Linked DNA regions of Homo sapiens: region 2 is linked to region 1. A link is an interaction called in ENCODE POLR2A ChIA-PET data of the cell type or tissue named here. Cell type or tissue: PC-9. All regions are shown on one strand. Links, peaks and the distances in the headings refer to the core of each region. The heading gives the core; the rest is flanking DNA. Region 1 overlaps LOC124902130 (a long non-coding RNA gene). Region 2 overlaps MTAP (methylthioadenosine phosphorylase).

Region 1 (4,400 bases), core at 189-4,188:
ATGGAAGTTGAAGTGTCCTATTATTGTTAAGCTCCTCCTAATTGTTTTTGAAGAAAACAATAACTTTACCATGTGATTTAGGAAGAAAGTTTCAATAAGCTTTTAAAAATTAAATGTTAAATATAATATATTCAACTTCAACTATTCAGCATGTAAATTGCATGGAGTAAAATTCAAAGTGTCCGATGTTGGACATTTAACAATTAGATGTTCAACTGGGGGAGTCATTGTTCTCTAGACAGCTGCTGTTTCTTTAAATTGGGTGAGAGAGTTATACAATTGCTGAGTCAGATGATCTGGCAGCCTGAAAGAGAATGAGAGCAAGAAAATGGTGGCACTCGAGAAAAGAAAGCAAAACAAGCTTTTTCCTAATACATCAGCAAAGTCACTGGTGTAATATTAGACAAATTTTAGCTTAAAAGCAGAAAAATGATCATTTGAAAGGCATGATATTTTAGTTTTTCTTATAATTGTTACTTTTTAGCTTACATTTTTCATCTATATTTCCCCCCCCATCACTGTGCTTTTACAGAGACATAAAGACCCATCATTTTGTCCATAAATGCTTTATTCTGTTATGGCTACATTTTCCTGCAATCTTGCCCTGATCTTAGATAAGCATAAGTTAAACCTGTGAAACACTTGTGCTTTGATTTTTCTTTTTTACATAATTTTAGGTTGTCATGTTTATTACGAGCCTGGTCTGGATCATAAAATGAAAGAAACCCCTTATTACAACACACACACACACACACACACACACACACACACACAGAGAGAGAGAGAGAGAGAGAGAGATCCATTCATCCTGCACGAACAGAAAGAAGTGTATATAGTGTTTTAAAAAGACAACGTATCTTATATAGCTTATGTGGAAATTTTCTGTCTGGTTCTGTAAGCTTTAAAACACAAATATATCTTGTTATATTTTTTTCTCTCAAACTATGTTCTGACTGTAAAAATGTGGTATCTACAAGACATTCTTTTCCAATTCATACAAAGGGTCACATAATAATAAAGGGTCTCCTTCATTTGGTGAAATAACTCCTCCACTGATTACTCAGACTCTCCTCCCTGGGATCCAGTAAACTGACTCTAAACTTAAAATCTTACCTAAAATCCTGGACCTCAATTCAAAGATAAAGAAGCAGAAATAAGGTTTAAAAAGTAAAATTGGTCATATTTGTCAAATTGTGTCCCAATGGGCCACTTGTATTAGTATCTCCTTCAAGTGTTTATTTAAAATGCAGATTTCTGGGACCCACAGCAAATCTGAATCAAATTTTCTGAACGTGAACCCCAGAAATATGTATTTTTAAAGGCAGCCCAGGTAATAATGCTGTTGTTAACCTTTGCCATACTTTTAAAATTTCTAGTTACTCACATAATTCAATTAAGAAAGCAGAGGCTTTTTTATTTACGTTACCTTGATTGTACGATTTTATTAGTTTCAATTTGCTTAAGAGATTACATGTCTTTGTTCATGTAATTCTGAACCTCTATAAAACTTTTCTCTCTTAAAAAAATCCTACTGCCTTCACAACCATTTAAATAATTTATGATATTTTATTTTGAAGGTGAAAGAGAAAACTGAGAAATAGTTGAATTAAAAAATCCTTTGTGATAACATGTTTATATTTTCATGAACAAAGCCAATAAGTCATAAAAATTAAAAATCAACATACTATTTTTTGAAAGGACCTCTGATGCTTTGGGAATTTCAATCCTGTAGTTGATGGCTTTCACTTTTTTTTCCCTTTTATTACTTCTTTTTGATTGTAGAGTTCTGCCCAAATGAAACCATCATTCCAGGGCTCATGAATTAAATGAATGCACTGAGAGACACTGACAAGCACTGAGAATTTCTTCAACCACCCTTTTTAAAAAACAAATGCTAATTGGACATAAATATGAGAACAATAGACATTGGGGACTACTAGATGGAGGAGAAAGGGAATGAGCGAGGGCTGAAATACTACCTACTGTGGGTACTGTGCTCACTACTTGAGTGACAGATTCAGTCGTACTCGAAACCTCAGCATGGTGCAATATACCTTTGTAATTAACCTGCACATGTGCCCTCTCCTCCTAAATAAAAGTTGAAAAAAAATCTACGAGGCACTATATTTTTAAAAATACCACTATGTACAAGGCACTGTGCTATATCTGGAACTACAAATATTAGTTAAATAGTCCAAGATTCAGTGGGTTCAGAGACTCTAAGTATTTGCCATTCCCTTTAGATGGAAACGTTCTTTGGTCCACCAAGCCCTATCGTTCTGCTCTTTGGAAATTCTCCCTCACTTTCTTCATAATGCCGTCCTTGACTAACTCTCCTCTAGCAATACTATTGGTTTTGTATGTGATTTAAAATCATTCCTGTAATTTCTTCTGTTTATATGGCTTCGTACAAGAGATTCACATTCAACAAATAGAAAAAAAACGCTATTGACATTTGGTAGCTTCGACAATTGTAAACACATGTGGGTTTGCTGAATACACATTAAAATAGCATGAATTAGGATATGGTAAATCTGTTGCGGTCCCAAGTTGGTGGGTTTTTCTAGGAAGAGTCAGACCCTTTAAAAGGACCTTTTATCATCTACCAAACAAATCCTTCATTTATTAATTCCCAAGGTTTTCTCCATCGGTTGGCTTACTGTCATGGAAATTGATCTTGTTTTAATAGCTACTTACTTTTTTTTATTCTAATCAATGATTTCATTTGAAAAGAAAATTTTCAAACATGGGGAAAGCTGCAATATAAGAAGAAAACAATGGAGAGACATCGTCACTGGAAAAATACTACGGGCCACTCTCTATACCATCCTGCACCCCCAGATGGAGAAACTGAGGGAAGTCGTGGCCTTTCAACACTCTTGGGTCTCCATCTGGCTTGGAAGGGAACGAAATGGCTGTCAAGAGTCTCAGAAGCGCACTTTCCCCGTGGTTCCTCCGGGTAACCCTGACTCACTTTTCATCTACCCATCCCCTCCAAAACAAGGCCTAGCCAGTTCCAAGCTGGAGAGGTGACCCAGAGTTGCCTTCTGTCATGTCCTGCCTTTCGTCTCGAGTCCACTAACCCCACTCAGACTCTGTCTGCTCCCACCCCCACCGCGGCCAGTGAAATCCCAATCGTCTTCCACGTGGAACCCCAGGTCCGCAGTTATGATAACGGATCACATCGCTCCTGCGGAAAGTGCGCGCGGTGGAGTGATAATTGGACCTAGCGTCTAAATTCTTGTTGGAGGACCTCGTTCCAGCTGCCAGTTAAGCCTCTGGGATCCGCAGCGTCTCTAGGAATTGAGAGAGTGGGGAAGTTAGGATCCAGGAGGAGGATGGTGGGGGCTGAGGAGTGGAGGAGCAGCGTGCATCTCATCTCTTGTCGCCGGGCGGGCGCTCTTTCGGGTCCAGGGCCCTTGCACCCCCAGCGTGGCTCCGGAGGCGGCGAGACCTGCCTGAAATTGATTGGAGGGGACTAGAGTGTGCTTGTGGGGTGGGGTAGTGGGGGCGGAGAGAAGAGATCCCAAGAAGGGCGCCAAGTGCTGTGACCAGAGGCCTAACACGAGGCACCTTGGAAACAGGTATAGCTACGGATTTATGGGTTTTAAAATGGAACGTCTTGGTGAATGGACATAGCGTGCATTTCACAGTCTGACGTCACAGCCCTCGCAGGTTTTCCCAGACCTTAAAGCCACGTTCTCGTGTATGACACTTAAACAACTCAGTTTCCTTGTCTTTCCTCCCTCCCTACCCATCTAAGGGTAGAGAAGCTCTTAGTTCATCCACTGTGTAGGACTGTTACCGTGTGTCAAAGGCTTTGGAAATGTATATTTTACTGATGATGGTCATAGCACTTTGGAAAACTCAAAAGTGAAACGAAGAAAATAAATATCACCAAACTTTTTCCCAACCCCTCTCATCCTGCGGAAACCATTATAACTAATTTGGTGAGAGAGAGAGAGAGAGAGAGAGAGAGAGAGAGAGAGAGAAACTGTTTACTGTTTGGAATCTTGCTTTAAAAAAACCTGACTTTATAATGCAATCATTTAACAGTCTATGAAATATTCTTCAGATACCTGATGATCCAGAATGTAACTGTACCATAATTTAACACTTTATTGCTAGAATTTTATGCAGTTTTTGATTTCTTGCTACTACTTATCCATCTGTATTAATCTTTGTCAGAACCTTTCTTTCCTTAGGATGATGCCTGAATATAAAATAGCTGAATGAAAGTGGATGGGTTCATTTTAAAATACAAAATTGTTTTTCTTGATGGTGAAGTGTTTAAGAGGTGGATTAATCTCATTGGGCAACAAATAGAGAAGATATTAGTAGTTAGGTATATGAGAATCAGAATTCAGATAATTTGTCTTAAAAATTCATATTCAATGTAA
Region 2 (4,400 bases), core at 199-4,198, 120 kb before region 1:
ACATGCAGCTTTCATGCCCTTGCCTATCAAAGAGTATGTTGTAAGAAAGACAAGACATTGTGTGTATTAGAGACTCCTGAATGATTTAGACAACTTCAAAATACAGAAGAAAAGCAAATGACTAGTAAACATGTGGGAAAAAATATTACATTTTAAGGGGGAAAAAAAAACCCACCATTCTCTTCTCCCCCTATTAAATTTGCAACAATAAAGGGTGGAGGGTAATCTCTACTTTCCTATACTGCCAAAGAATGTGAGGAAGAAATGGGACTCTTTGGTTATTTATTGATGCGACTGTAAATTGGTACAGTATTTCTGGAGGGCAATTTGGTAAAATGCATCAAAAGACTTAAAAATACGGACGTACTTTGTGCTGGGAACTCTACATCTAGCAATTTCTCTTTAAAACCATATCAGAGATGCATACAAAGAATTATATATAAAGAAGGGTGTTTAATAATGATAGTTATAATAATAAATAATTGAAACAATCTGAATCCCTTGCAATTGGAGGTAAATTATGTCTTAGTTATAATTAGATTGTGAATCAGCCAACTGAAAATCCTTTTTGCATATTTCAATGTCCTAAAAAGACACGGTTGCTCTATATATGAAGTGAAAAAAGGATATGGTAGCATTTTATAGTACTAGTTTTGCTTTAAAATGCTATGTAAATATACAAAAAAACTAGAAAGAAATATATATAACCTTGTTATTGTATTTGGGGGAGGGATACTGGGATAATTTTTATTTTCTTTGAATCTTTCTGTGTCTTCACATTTTTCTACAGTGAATTTAATCAAATAGTAAAGTTGTTGTAAAAATAAAAGTGGATTTAGAAAGATCCAGTTCTTGAAAACACTGTTTCTGGTAATGAAGCAGAATTTAAGTTGGTAATATTAAGGTGAATGTCATTTAAGGGAGTTACATCTTTATTCTGCTAAAGAAGAGGATCATTGATTTCTGTACAGTCAGAACAGTACTTGGGTTTGCAACAGCTTTCTGAGAAAAGCTAGGTGTTTAATAGTTTAACTGAAAGTTTAACTATTTAAAAGACTAAATGCACATTTTATGGTATCTGATATTTTAAAAAGTAATGTTTGATTCTCCTTTTTATGAGTTAAATTATTTTATACGAGTTGGTAATTTTTGCTTTTTAATAAAGTGGAAGCTTGCTTTTTTAACTCTTTTTTTATTGTTATTTTATAGAAATGCTTTTTGTTGGCCGGGCACAGTTGCTCATCCATGTAATCCCAGCACTGTGGGAGGCCGAGACGGGTGGATCACAAGGTCAGGAGATCGAGACCATCCTGGCTAATGCGTTGAAACTCCGTCTCTACTAAAAATACAAAAAATTAGCTGGGCGTGGTGGTGGGCACCTGTAGTCCCAGCTACTCAGGAGGCTGAGGCAGGAGAATGGTGTGAACCTGGGAGGTGGAGCTTGCAGTGAGCAGAGCTTGCAGTGAGACGAGCTTGTGCCACTGCACTCCAGCCTGGGCAACAGAGTAAGACTCAGTCTCAAAAAAAAAAAAAAGAGTGAAATGCTTTTTGTTTGCTTCAGTTTTTTATCATGGGGAGATCTTTTTCCTCAGAATTGTTTTCTTTTCACTGTAGGCTATTACAGGATACTTCAGGATCAAGATACAGAACCTTTTATTTAAAGAGTTTGTAAAGTCAATGTGTTTGTTTGTGTCTCTGAGATTGACTTCAAGATAATAAGCTGCTAATTGTAAACAAAACAGTTACCCTCCAGTATTAATATGACTCATTAGTGTGAGCCATTTGGGTCAAGTATGATTATGACCCTTGGACTTCCTGATGTAGTATTAAATTTCAACTCTGGTTATCCATTAGCAATCTGTAGAGAACTTAATGAACCTGAACCCAGGCTTCTCTAGCTCTGGTAACGTGTGATTGTTTTCACTACAATATGATACATAGATGGTACCTTACTTTTCCTCATTCTTAATAGGTGTCTAAGAATGTCAGGGCAAAAGTATGGGCATTTTTCTTGCTATGTTCAGAAAGTACAGTTCTCTCCAACTTGCAGAGGTACTTTTCTTGATTAAATAGCCTTCTCTAGCAACATCATTTTCAGACTAACTAAATGAATGCAGTATACTCTTTTCTTTGTTCTCAATCATTCACTCCTTATGCAAAGCCAATATAATTTTCCTCATACCTTATGCTTGAGGATATTGTTGAAGAACACTTCCTGGAACACTTCTCACTTGTGATGCTGTACTAATTTTTTTTTTTTAATTTAAGCTAGTATACTAAGTGAACACCATGGTCAGTTGTGAGCATTTTGGTTTCCGCAAAGGATGGATGGTGAGCATCATGGGAAAGCTGTAGTTTAGTGACTTAGCCCTTAGTGATTAATAGATTTGCATGTACATAGAAGTCTTTGTTGGCCTTATAATCTGCTGTTATATTTGGCATGGATTTTCATGGTTTTGAGAATGACATCCTGGCCCTGTGGTCCCCGAGGGTCATGGTCCTTGTGACCTGGCCCCTGTTCACTGCCCCCTTCGCTAGCACGAGTTGCTGTGCAGGGCTGGAGGTAGCTACCATGGCTTGTTTCAAGGAAGGAAACTCTGGTACGGTGGCACCCTCAGGAGTGGAGGACAGTGAACTTCCTTGAAGAGGGAGTGACTAAGGTGACCTCCAACCTGCCCTGAGCCAGCTGCCCTGCAGGTGCCACGTGAGCCTGCTCTGGCATCCACAGGATGCTCCTGGAGCCTCTTCTCTGGCTGCTACCTCAGGGCATGGTTGTGGCCCCACCAACACCTATTTTCCAAATAATTATTCATTCTTGTGACAGTGGCCTGAACATGTTTTTAATTTTCTCAACAAGCATTTAGCCAGCACTTATCCAGTGAAACAATTTGATAAGGTTTCAAGGAGTATCTGATGGGTTAGGAAGTCACGAAATGAGGAGTTCTTGCCACATTTGCAGAGTCCCTCCTTGATAAGGTTTGGCGGTGTCCCCACCCAAATCTCATGTTGAATTGTAGTTCCCATAATCCCCACATGTTGTGGGAGGGACCCAGTGGGAGGTAATTAAATCATGGGGGTGGTTACCCCCACACTGCTGTTCTCATGATACTGAGTTCTCACAAGTCCTGTTTGTTTTATAAGGGGCTTTTCCCCCTTTTGCTCAACACTTCTTCCTGCCATCATGTGAAGAAGGACGTGTTTGTTTCCCCTTCTGCCACGATTGTAAGTTTCCTGAGGCCTTCCCAGCTATGTGGAACTGTGAGTTAATTAAACCTCTTTCCTTTATAAATTACCCAGTCATGGGCAGTCCTTTACAGCAGCATGAGAATGGACTAATACACTCCTCAAATGTTTTGAAGATTGTTGCACCTTGGAACTACCAGTGTGCACACAATCTGGCTCAATGTATATATTGGCCCAGCAAGGCAAAGAACTGAAGTTCCAGGATGGAAGAACCTGTGTTCTCCTCATAATAGTATAGAATAATTCAAGATAGGCAAGAAGGACAGCAGTAAATGAAGACCATGGAAGAAAAGAAGGAATGCCAAAGATCGAGGAAATCTACCAAGACTAGTAGGGTAGTCCAGAAGAAGCTGTTTCAGGGCCTGTTGCCAGCTATGCCTTTGAGAACCTCGGGATCCCAAAGAATGAGGGGAATTTCTTCAGAAAGACAATCTCGGCATGCATTATTTCTTTGTTTTGAAGATTCACTCATGTTGCATGCATCTGTAGCTTGTGCCTTTTTTATTGCCTAGTAGTATTCTGTCATATGCCTATCTTACAATTTGATTATCTATTCACCTGTTGATGAATGTTTGAATTTTTTCCATTTGAGGAATTTTATGAATAAAGCTGCTATAAGCATGAAATTACAAGTCTTTTTGTGAACATATTTTCACTTGTGCAAATGCCTATACTCCCACCAGTAATTTGTAAGAATTCTTGACAAAGCTTGGTATTGTCAGCGTTTTTAATTTTAGCCATTCTATTGGGTATATTTTGATATCTCGTGGTTTTGATTTGCATTTTTCTGATTAAAGATGTTGAACTTCTTTTCATGTGCTTATTGGCCATTCACATATTTCGTGAACTATCTGTACAAATATTTTTGTTTATTAAAAAATTAGATTGTTTTGTTTTATTATTGAATAGTAAGAATTGTTTATATATTCTGGATACACTCTTTTTCAGATATGTGTGTTGTGACTATTCTTAGTCTTTAGCTTGCCTTTTCATTTTCTTAATTATGTCTTTCAAAGAACAAGTTTTTCATTTTGACGAAGCCTAGTTTATCAATTTTTTTTATGGTTGGTGCTTTTTGTGTGTTCCAAGAAATCTTTGCCTACTCATTTAATTACCTGTGTGCCCTTGTCAAAATCATTTAATTTTGACTACTCACT

What was found. ChIA-PET counts read pairs that join two places held together with the same protein. Peaks named below come from ENCODE experiments on the same cell type or tissue, not always from the same donor. Only the 100,000 strongest peaks of a DNase experiment are listed, where the experiment ranks them.
Region 2: POLR2A ChIA-PET joins it to region 1 with 5 read pairs; 5 of 35 experiments call an interaction of 5 or more read pairs at or near these places.

What each region holds. Positions count from the first base shown.
Region 1 is chr9:21,986,660-21,991,059 of GRCh38, forward strand. It overlaps LOC124902130 (a long non-coding RNA gene), which reads right to left. Exons shown (of 2, transcript XR_007061436.1): 2 at 1-4,400. It also overlaps a transcript of CDKN2A not described here. Among named protein-coding and RNA genes, the nearest start is that of CDKN2B-AS1, 5.9 kb to the right of the region's middle. RefSeq lists enhancers at 2,747-2,891, 2,797-3,379 and a cis regulatory region at 2,819. In PC-9, for the core only: no CTCF peak of the experiment used is centred there; no DNase peak of the experiment used is centred there; H3K4me3 peaks cover 1,003 bases; H3K27ac peaks cover 1,432 bases.
Region 2 is chr9:21,862,103-21,866,502 of GRCh38, forward strand. MTAP (methylthioadenosine phosphorylase) reads left to right here. Exons shown (of 8, transcript NM_002451.4): 8 at 1-4,400. Among named protein-coding and RNA genes, the nearest start is that of MTAP, 62 kb to the left of the region's middle. In PC-9, for the core only: no CTCF peak of the experiment used is centred there; a DNase peak (open chromatin) is centred at 1,789.